Regions from separate parts of the Homo sapiens genome. Here regions 2 and 3 are each linked to region 1. Evidence: chromatin contacts called from ENCODE Hi-C or POLR2A ChIA-PET data. All regions are on one chromosome and are shown on one strand. Each heading gives the region's core, a stretch centred on a gene start or an enhancer-like site at or near the end of the contact. The rest is flanking DNA. Distances are from core to core; before and after follow the strand shown. Region 1 overlaps LOC105378258 (a long non-coding RNA gene). Region 2 overlaps RNF34 (ring finger protein 34). Region 3 overlaps SPPL3 (signal peptide peptidase like 3).

Evidence for each region. Hi-C counts contacts between places; a loop is a spot of excess contacts on that map. ChIA-PET counts read pairs that join two places held with the same protein, here RNA polymerase II (POLR2A). Pooled maps may share reads with other maps.
Region 2: a pooled map shows a loop between it and region 1 (6-fold over the local background). The contact joins two enhancer-like sites. A Hi-C loop is called at or near these places in 1 of 37 single-sample maps with no recorded cell type and 3 of 50 pooled maps. POLR2A ChIA-PET finds 5 or more read pairs at or near these places in 2 of 52 experiments (GM10248 and GM12878).
Region 3: a pooled map shows a loop between it and region 1 (3-fold over the local background). The contact joins two enhancer-like sites. A Hi-C loop is called at or near these places in 2 of 50 pooled maps. POLR2A ChIA-PET finds 5 or more read pairs at or near these places in 3 of 52 experiments (BJ, PC-9 and activated B cell).

What each region holds. Positions count from the first base shown.
Region 1 is chr12:121,059,077-121,062,598 of GRCh38, forward strand. It overlaps LOC105378258 (a long non-coding RNA gene), which reads right to left. Exons shown (of 4, transcript XR_007063492.1): 4 at 214-680. It also overlaps the pseudogene OASL2P. Among named protein-coding and RNA genes, the nearest start is that of OASL, 22 kb to the left of the region's middle. RefSeq lists enhancers at 926-1,015, 1,136-1,305, 1,326-1,505. Within about 2 kb of position 1,660, at least 20 of the 41 ENCODE cell types and tissues checked have a DNase peak (open chromatin) inside an H3K27ac peak, as active enhancers do; they include GM12878, where a contact is called at or near this core.
Region 2 is chr12:121,423,360-121,426,881 of GRCh38, forward strand. It overlaps RNF34 (ring finger protein 34), which reads left to right. Exons shown (of 6, transcript NM_025126.4): 6 at 27-989. The coding sequence ends at 217. It also overlaps a transcript of KDM2B not described here. Among named protein-coding and RNA genes, the nearest start is that of MIR7107, 19 kb to the right of the region's middle. RefSeq lists an enhancer at 2,151-2,230. Within about 2 kb of position 2,017, at least 8 of the 41 ENCODE cell types and tissues checked have a DNase peak (open chromatin) inside an H3K27ac peak, as active enhancers do; they include GM12878, where a contact is called at or near this core.
Region 3 is chr12:120,796,515-120,800,036 of GRCh38, forward strand. All of the region lies in intron 2 of SPPL3 (signal peptide peptidase like 3), which reads right to left. Among named protein-coding and RNA genes, the nearest start is that of ACADS, 72 kb to the left of the region's middle. Within about 2 kb of position 1,902, at least 3 of the 41 ENCODE cell types and tissues checked have a DNase peak (open chromatin) inside an H3K27ac peak, as active enhancers do.

The DNA.
Region 1 (3,522 bases), core at 410-2,909:
CCTCCCCACTCAGCGTCCCAAAGTGCTGGGATTACAGGTGTGAGCCACTGTGCCTGGCCAAAAGGCATAAATTTTATACAAACCTGCTACCCATAGTCCACTTGATTCCCTGGCACTTAGAGAGCTGGATCCCAAATCATCATCATCATCATCATCATCATCATCATCATCATCCAGATTTGTAGAATAGTTTACTGCTTAAGAGCACTTTTCTATGCTTTATCCCATTTATTGTTCATTAGAAACCGGTTTTAGAGAGGAAGAGACCGATGCTCAGAGAGACAAAATAACTCATCCCTTACCTATCCCACAGCCCCACAGTCCCACAGGGCAGAGCTGGGATTTGAACCCCGGGGGTTCCTGAGTGCTCACCTTTGCCATCTTCAGCACCCTGACTTCCTGGTCCAGAATCAGCTCATTATAGAAGAACTGATCCCTCAAGAACTGCTCAGTTCAATGCCCGGCATCCTTCACTTCATCCTTCCAGTCTCCCTGGGGCTGGAGGCTGTTTTACGAAGGCAGACTGGAAGGATGTTTTATGAAGACATCCAGCCTGTCCCCAGGGGTGTCATACAGGTCCTGGAAGCCTGCCATCTCTGTGGGACCAGGAATGAATCGTCTCTGCTTCTGCCCAGCCCTGTAAGGGGCAACTCCCAGCCTTTGTCCAGTAGGCCACAGAACTGCAGAAGGGCAGGGAGATGGTGTGGGTTAGAGAGAGAGTTAGCTGCCCTTTTTCTTTCTTTTTTTTTTTTTTTTTGATACAGAGTCTTGCTCTGTCACCCATGGCGTGATCTCAGCTCACCGCAACCTCTGCCTCCCGGGTTCAAGGGATTCTCCCACCTCAGCCTCCTGTGTAGCTGGGATTACAGGCACCTGACACCACGCCCGGCTAATTTTTGGTATTTTTGGTATTTTTAGTAGAAACGGGGTTTCACCATGTTGGCCAGGCTGGTCTCAAACTCCTGACCTCAGGTGATCTGCCCGCCTTGGGCTCCCAAAGTGCTGGGATTACAGGCGTGAGCCACCGACGGAAGAATCACTAAGCTTACTTTCCTCTTTTTAGGGTGCAGAGAGGGCTAGGGGGCCCTCCAGGCATCAGCTGAGCCTCCCTCTGCTGGGCTGCCTTAGTTCAGCAGCCATCTCTCCTGCCGGCTGAGAATGGAAACTGAAACTGAACTTTGTTTTGTTTGTTTGGGTTTTTTTGTTTTGTTTTGTTTTGTTTTAATTGGAAACAGAAAATTTGCTGAGCTTTGAAAGAGGAATTTTCTCTTTCCATTTGAGGTTGCCAGGAAAAAAGGCTGGAGATGGAGCCAAGTGCCCCTTGGGCTTCCTTGAGAGGAAGGTTCTCAGGCTGGGAGTTTCCCAGGGTGTCCTGGAGCTGGGCTGCCCCCACCTCTCCATCCCCTATTTCCTGCTGCAGGAGCAGACCTTGTCTCCCTACGGGAACTCAGTAGTGTCTGCCCCGGAATCAGAAGGTGCTGGCTCCTTGGGGTGAGGGGATGGGGGCTTGGGCTGAGCCCCGGGAGTCCTGGGGCCTGGGATTGACTCTTTATTTTCTAAAAGCAAAGACATACTCACCCCTTTACTACTTGTTTTGTTGCGTATATTTAGGTCTCCCCTATCCCCTCACCAATAATCCACAGGAAGGAGGTAATCTTTTAAAAAATTGTCTTTAGGGGGCGCTGTTCTCTCAAGAACTTCATTTTGAAGAGCAAACTGACAGTTTGTGGTAGACACATTGGCTTTTAAAGATCTCAACTAGCGACCAGGCGCGGTGGCTCTCGCCTGTAATCCAGCACTTTGGGAGGCCGAGGCGGGAGGATCGCTTGAGGCCAGGAGTTTGAGACCAGCCTGGCTAACATGATGAAACCTCGTCTCTACTAAAAATACAAAAAAATTAGCCAGGCGTGGTGGCAGGCGCCTGTAATCCCAGCTACTTGGGAGGCTGAGGCAGGAAAATCACTTGACCCCAGAGGCGGAGGTTGCAGTGAGCCGAGATGGCATCACTGCACTCCAGCCAGACTGTCTCAAAAAAAAAAAAAAAAAAAAAAAAAAAAAAAAAAAAGGAAAGAAAGTAAATCCCACATTGATACTGTGGAGGCCATAAGTATGCACCTATAGGATGCATTTTAAAAATGCCCTAACAACGCATAAATATGTCACTGAGGTTTGTTAAGAATGTCCAGATTTCCAGCCTGGGCAGCATAGTAAAACTCCATCTCTACAAAATATACAAAAAAATTAGCCGGGCATGTGGCATGTGCCCGTAGCTACTAGGGAGGCTGAAGTGGGAGGATCACCTGAGCCTGGGAAGTCGAGGCTGCAGTGAGCTGTGATCAAACCACTGCACTCCAGCCTGGGCAACAGAATGAGACCCTGTCTAAAAAAAATTAAAAATAAAAATGTCCAGATTCATGACAGCCTGTCTCTCACTCTGCTTAACAGAGTAAAAAATACTGAGCCCTGAAACACAGGCTTAGAAGATTCAAAAATTGCCTTGGAGAGGGAAAACCACTAAGTGGGAGATGCCTGTGAAGAGCTTGAGTTACAAAATCTTTTTGAAAACTGAAAGTGGAAAAGAGTAATATTTGTATATTACCCCATAACATATACAAATGTATAGCTGTATCTAAATAAATTAACGAAATATTGGAAGTGCATATTTGATTTCCCTTAAGCTTATGTAATTAGGGCTATGCCAACATATTTTTATTTTTCATTTATTTTTATGTTTTTCCCCATTGATCCATGTGATTCTCAAACACATTTTTATTTTCTCCCTGGCAAATATTTGTTATTAGTCCATTGGAAAAATTGATTGGATTTGGGGATCACCTTGCATTAGGGCATTTTTGGTATATGTACTCATATTTTAAAAACTGTGAATTCCAATATATATTCTTAATAGGAAACTGCGACATTTTTGTCAATTTTCCTCTCTTCCACAAGATGATGCTCCACACCCACCTAAAACAATCACCATTTGTAGTTCCTAGGATCCTAGTACAGAAGAGACAGAGGGGATCTGCTTAATCCTTGTTTTTCAGAAGGCAGACAGGAGCCCAGAGTGTTTACCAGGGCTCTTTGACATTATGGTATTGATATTAACTCCAATAGCTATACTTATCAAGCACTTCGTGTATACCAGGCTCTCTACACAGTTTATTTTATTCTTTATTTTTTTTGAGATGGGATCTGGCTCTGTCACCCAGGCTGGAGTGCGTGGCATGATCTGGGCTCACTGCAACCTCACCTCCCAGGCTCAAGTGATTCTCCCACCTCAGCCTCCTGAGTAGCTGAGACTACAAGTATGCATCACTGAGCCTGGCTAATTTTTGTACTTTTTTTTTTTGTAGAGATGGGGTTTTGCTATGCTGCCCAGGCTGGTCTCAAACTCCTGGGCTCCAGTGATCCGCCTGCCTTGACCTCCCAAAGTGCTGGGATTAGAGTCGCGAGCCTCCACACCCAGCCTCTTTTCACAGTTTAGTTCCCATAATCCCCACAAGACTCTGTGATGCAGGT
Region 2 (3,522 bases), core at 767-3,266, 360 kb after region 1:
GGCCTTAGCTCTCTGTTGCCTTTCAGATGGCGAGCGGCTGCAGCTGCAGGATGAGGAAGACGACAGCCTGTGTCGCATCTGCATGGATGCCGTCATCGACTGTGTCCTACTGGAGTGTGGGCACATGGTTACCTGCACCAAGTGCGGCAAGCGCATGAGTGAGTGTCCCATCTGCCGGCAGTATGTGGTGCGAGCCGTGCACGTGTTCAAGTCCTGAAACAGGCTCCCCTCACCAGGACAGTCACCCCCAAACTTGACCCCCAACATTTCAATGCACAGAAGGGACTGGAAAGTTATGTTCAAAGGCTGAAGCTATTTTAAAACATTATTTTGACTACTAAGTGGGGACAGAAAGATCCATCCTGAGTTGTGGAAACATTGGTCCATGCCGTGAGCCTGTCTGCCTGTGGACACGTGAGCTTCCCGGGCTCAGCTGGGCTTTATCACACATCCCGTGAACACTCATTGAAGTCAGCCTGTTTGCGCCATGTGGGCATCAGCCACTGCTGTCTTGGGAGGACACTTATCCTGTTCTCTTATTTCCCCTTCATCCTATTTTTAACTTAAACTGCTCAGATGTTTGAAACTTCTGTCCTCTTTGGATGAGATCAGTGTCCACAAGTGGCCGACATGGAACATGCTGAGCAGTGGCTCCTCTGAATGTTCACTTTATTAGTCATGTATATTTTAAATGCTAACATTTGATGAATGTAAGTTTCCACATTGTTGCTGTTTCTGCATTTAAACATAATTGGGAACAACTGACATTCTCTAGTCGACTGCCAGGGCCTTAGACTCCACATGTCCATTTTTGTTCAGGTATAGCTTTTTATAGCAAGGGCTGCATCTAGCTTCTTTTATTAGAAGTGTGTGTGCTAAATTCCTTATTAATGTGTAATCAGTTTACATTGTTTTGTATAGTGAAGGTGTATTTTCAGTGCTACCCGCTAGCTGATTTTAACTTTAGGAATAAAATTAGTTTTAAAAGCTTTTGTTTACATTGTCTTGGTCAGTTCCTAAATCAAGTGACCTGGCCTAGCACCCCTCTTCAGAAGAGATGGTGGGAGCACCTTCAAAGATGTCACATGGGGGCCGGGTGCGGTGGCTCACGCCTGTAATCCTAGGACCTTGTGAGGTTGAGGCTGGAGGAATGCTTGAGCTCACAAGTTCAAGACTAGCTTGGACAACATGGCGAAACCCTGTCTTTGGAAAAAATTAGCCAGGCGTGGTAGTCCCAGCTACTCAGGAGGCTGAGGTAGGAGGATGGCTTGAGCCTTGGGTGTGGAGGTTACAGTGAGCCAAGATCACACCACTGAAATCCAACTTGGGTAACAGAGCCAGACCTTGTCTCAAAAAAAAAAAAAAAGAAAAAAAAGAAAAAAACAATGCCACATGAGCAACAGTGCTTACATTTCCTGCTTGCTTATCAGTAAGGTTAACTGCTGATGTGCTGTTTCTTGTGTCCAGGTATTGCGCTAGGTGCTGTAGTTGCCTCTGCAGTCCTCAAAGCAACTTTCTGAAATAAACATTGCTTTGCTTCTCTAACCTCTGAGAAGTTAGACTTGTCTAAAACCTCATGGTTAAAAAGTGGCTATGCAGAATTTGAACCTAGCTCTGATGCCAGAGTTGCTCTTAACCCTTCCAGTACCACATAAGAAATGAGAAACTTGGGCCAGGTGTGGTGGCTCATGCCTGTAATCCTAGCACTTTGGGAGGCTGAGGCGGGTGGATCATGAGGTCAAGAGTTCGAGACCAGCCTGGTCAACATGGTGAAACTGTCTCAACTAAAAATACGAAAATTAGCTGGGCATGGTGGCGGGTCCCTGTAATCCCAACTACTCAGGAGGCTGAGGCAGGAGAATCGCCTGAAACTGGAAGGCGGAGGTTGCAGTGAGCCAAGATCGTGCCATTGCACTCCAGGCTGGGCGACGAGCGAAACTCCGTCTCAAAAAAAAAAAAAAAAAAAGAGGAACTTGAGCTATTATGCAAAAATGTTGTGAAATCTCTTTTAGGTCCAACTTGACTTGACTCAGGATGGTTGAGTTGAGACCAACTGTCATTTCAGTGCAGCTGGGAGTGGCCACTTCTCAGAGTCTGTTATCTCCTGACTGTGCAGTGAGTAACACATATGGCCTTGGGTGCTCAGAATTTATTAGTCCATCAACAGAGCTGAAAATACCTGTGAACACCAGGAGGCAGATGCCCCTGTGCTTTGGGCAGAAAGTTTGTGTGGCTAATAGTAAAGAAAAAAATTTTCTGCTTTTGAAGATCAAAGCATGTAAATCAAGGCCTCCCACTTGTTTGTCTGCAACCACAATTGGTAGTAACTGGCTTGAGCAGGTCATGGTTTCCCTTTAGAAGCAGCATAAGTTGCCAGAGTTTTGTGGGCACTTGTGCTTTTTGTCTAAACTTTTTTTTTTTTTTTGAGACAGAGTCTCGCTCTGTTGCCCAGGCCGGAGTGCAGTGGCGTGATCTCAGCTCACTGCAAATTCCACCTCCTGGGTTCATGCCATTCTCCTGCCTCAGCCTCCCAAGTAGCTGGGACTACAGGCACCCGCCACCACGCCCGGCTAATTTTTCTGTATATTTAGTAGAGACGGGGTTTCACTGTGTTAGCCAGGATAGTCTCAATCTCCTGACCTCATGATCCACCCGCCTCTTCCTCCCAAAGTAATCTTTTGATGAGACTCTGGAAATCTTAACATTTCCTCCAAATTGGTAACTTGGTGGTGGCAAGTCTTTAAATCCAGGCCATAGAAGCTAAGCAGTAGGTGCTGGTTTTGTCTAAACTTAAATTCAAAAATTCAGATTTATACAGTCTTAGTTTAAAGCAGTTTAATGTTTACTCTTAGATTTGTGTATTAAGTTTTAGTGGCTTCTTTATAGAAAGAGTACAAAATGCTTGGTGGATTTTTTAGATAGTAGTTTGAAGTAACCCTGGTTTATTAGCCAGATAATAGAAATGTCAGACAACAGAAATGTTTAGTGTAACAGGCTTGATACTTGGAAATTGGCTTGTTTGGCAGAGGGCAAGCATTTCCCCCTGGAATTTGAATTTTTAAACTGGCATGCCTTTCTACCCCCTCCCCCCCCTTTTTTTTTTAAAGACAGAGTCTTGCTGTTGCCCACCCAGGCAGAGTACAGTGGCATGATCATAGCTCACTACAGTCTTAACTTCTGGGCTCAAGCAGCCCTCCCGCCTCAGCCTCCCCAGGAGCTGGCATATAATGCATACCACCATGCCTGGATAATTTTAAACAATTTTTTTTTTTTTTTTTTTTTTTTAGACAGAGTCTTGCTCTGTTGCCCAGGCTGAAGTTCAATGGTGCAATCTTGGCTTATCGCAACCTCCGCTTCCCAGGTTCAAGTGATTCTTCTGCCTTTTCCTCCTGAGTAGCTGGGATCACAGGTGCATACTACACTCCCAGCTAATTTTGTATTTTTAATAGAGACAGGGTTTTACCATGTTGGCCAGGCTGGTCTCAAACTCCTGACCTCGGGTGATTCGCCCGCCTCGGCCTC
Region 3 (3,522 bases), core at 652-3,151, 260 kb before region 1:
TCATCCTGGGTCATGTTTTCCTTTTTTGCCTGTCTGGTCATCTCTGCACGTATGCTAGACATTGTGAATTTTACCTTATCTAAATATTTTTTATTCCTATTAATTTTGAGCTTTGATCAGGGATGCTGTTAGATACCTGGCTTTATTTTTGTTTCCATGATTTATTAGGTGGGTCTGAAGCAGTGCTCAGTCTAGGGTAATTATTCTCTATCATTGAGGCAAGATCTGAGTACTCTATCCAATGCCAAATGAATTGTAAGTTTTTCCAATCAGGCTTTTGGAAGCAGGTACTCTCCCTTCTAATCCTTTCACATTATTCTTTCCTCCACTTTAGATGATTTCCACATATGCATACACTAATTAATACTGTGGTGAGGGTGGGTGCAGTGGTTCACGCCTGTAATCCCAGCACTTTGAGAGGCTGAGGCGGGCGAATCACGAGGTCAGGAGTTCGAGACCAGCCTGGCCAACATGGTGAAACCCTGTCTCTACCAAAAATACAAAAATTAGCCAGGTGTGGTGGTGGGTGCCTGTAATCCGAGCTACCCAGGAGGCTGAGGCAGAATTTCTTGAACCCGGGAGGTGGAGGTGGCAGTGAGCCGAGATTGTGCCACTGCACTCCAGCCTGGATGACAGAGTGAGACTCCAACTCAAAACAAACAAACAAAAAACAACAAACAAAAAAATTGGGATGAATGTTCAAGGATTCTGTGTAGATCTCTGGGTTTTTTCATTTTGCAGCTCTCTTTTCTTTTGTACTCTGTTCTATTAACTCTAGCTGCCTCTAGCCGTCTCTTTGGACTCTCAGTTCCATCTCTTCAACTTCAGAAATCTTTCTCTCTGCACCATGAGTGGAAACTATCTTAAGATAGTTTGACGGGAAAATAAGTATGACGGGAAAACTATTCCTCAACTCTCAGGAATACTGTCCTTTGTTGTCTGATGAAAAATATCTTGAAAACTGCTGTGTTATGAGGGTTTACATGTTTTTTTTATTGTTTTTAAAGTTGTTTCATGTGGGATGGTAATTCAGTCTCTGTTTCTCTATCTTGGCTGGAAGTACAAGTGGCTCTAGGTAGTTCTTTTAAATAGGTCCTGAACTGGACAGATTTTTAAGTGAAGGAAAAGGCCTTTTAAAATTTCTTGTTCATGTCCCTGGGGGTACCAAAACATTGATGAATTGTATCCCTTTCTTTAGGAAAGCAGAGGATCCTATCCTATAATGAAGAGGTAGGTCATAATCCTTCCTGGAAGAAACTTAACCAAATGACTGGGCTCAGGTCACACTGATAATGATCTTAACTTCGTAGTTTCCCACCTCTATGACTCAAAATTTCTTACTGGATTTGAAAGACTTGCCCCTCTACTAACAGCCTGACTCTAGCTGCCACTCTTGTTTCCTGTACTTTCATTCACTAAAACTCCCTTCTCTGTTACTGGTACCAAGGAAGCCTCAATTAGAATGGGGGGTCTGGGGAGGATAATCTATGAAGTAGAGACTGGTTAGTTACATGTCACCCTGTTCTCATATAAATCTGGCCAACGAACTGTTTAGCAAACTGTTCCACTGGAGGGCAGCCCCAGTGGGTGACAGCTCCCCAGCAGGACCAAAACACAGCGACTTTTAGATGTGGTGGACTCCCTGAAACATGGTTAAGACTCCTCTTCTGAAATATGGTCAGGTGTCTGATGTGTTGGCTTTCCTGGGGGTTTTTTTATTTTAAAAAAGCCTTGGATTTTAGAAGATTCATATACAGTATTTGAGACATATTTCTCCAGCCATCAGAGGAAGACACATTAGCAGAGATTAAAACGTACACTTACTGCTCATACCTCAGTCACACTTAGAGGAATAGCTATGGCAACTGGCTCCTGAAAAACTTTTTCCTAATTAGTTCCACAACAAACTAGATGTAGTATTTTGCATATATTTCCCCTGCCAACGCACCTGTGGTAGTTTCTAGTACATGGTTTCACTTCTATGATCTTTTAAGCTTTAATTCATGTTTTCGCACAGCAGAGCTAACAATGTGCAGGACCTAAACTCTAGGGTTGGTGATGCATTTAATGGGAACGTCTCTGGAGTCAATGGAACATGAAGACTGCTCCTTCCCTGTGGGCATGTTTTGGAAACACATATATTAATTTAAATTGAGTTTTTCAAATTCACTTATGAATGGAATAACAATAACTACACTTGTTATATTCTGCTTCTCAGAATCTGGTGACAGCAGGTTAAATGTGCAGGAATTTTTATCTACATCTCTACCCTTGGGGCTACACAGATTGCCAGCTTCTCTTACTTTTTCTGTTGGCATTATATCGCTATTCTGGATTGGAAGGTTGCCAGTCATCTCTTTGGTTTAACCCTAGGCACAGCTGCTACGGAGCCTCTCCCATGAGACTGGGTTAGTGAGAATAGGTGCTGAGAACCCCCCGCGGGACAGGATGAAGGGTTATATAACTCAATTTCAATTTGTTATTAGTTGAGAACTATTTATAACTCCATCCTGGATGTTTTAAGGCAAGATTTTCCCCTTTTTTCAAATACAGCTGCTCCTTGACTTACAATGGAGTTATATCCCAATAAGCCCAGGTAAGTGGAAAAATCTCAAGTTCAAAATGCGTTTAATATTCATACATCTAACCTACTGAACATCATAGTTTAGCCCAGCCTACCTTAAACGTGCTCAGAACACGTACATTAGCCTACAGTTGGGCAAAATCATCTAACACAAAGGCCTGTTTTGTAATAAAGTGCTGAATATTTCAAGTAACTTACTGAATACTGTACTGAGAGTGAAAAACAGAATGGTTGTATGGGTACTTGAAGTATGCTTTCTACTGAAATCATACTGCCTTTGTACCATCATGAAGTGGAAAAATCTTAAGTTGAACCATCATTAAGTCAAACCGTTGGTAAGCTAGGGATCTTCTGTAGCAGAAAGTAGTGGTCAACTTCAAACCAGTTTTAGCTGGTCCATTTTCTTAGCATCTAACTGACAAGAACTGCAGCAGGGACAGGAAAGCCTTAGGCAGGAATGAGGTACTATCAGATGGTGGGGGAGGGTGGAGGACTGGTAAGGAGAGCAAGCATTCTTCTAGTTCTCTGTGTAATTAGAAGACTTTGAACTTCTCACTGCCTCAAACAAGCTTAGCTAAAATCAAGCCTTGTTTGGTTGTTAGAAGCAGACCATGGGTCACCGCTGCACAAAACAGAAATGGGGCACAGTGAGTTAGTAGGGCCTTACCTATTAGCTCAAGCTGGGAAGATTCATATCTTCCAGCTTTATACAACAAGCTTAAAGGGCCTGGGCTTAGCAGATCCCATGCCACTATGACTGGGGTCCGGTAAAGTTACTCACACTGCACAGCTGACAGCAAACTTAAGCTGTTTAAATAAAGCCTTTGCAAAAGACTCTGCCTCCAAAGCTATCCAGGACTATTTTCAATTATAGGCCTTTAACTTAGCTTATTTGGTAATTTATTAAGTGCATAGACATCAGATTGCTAGGTTGGACC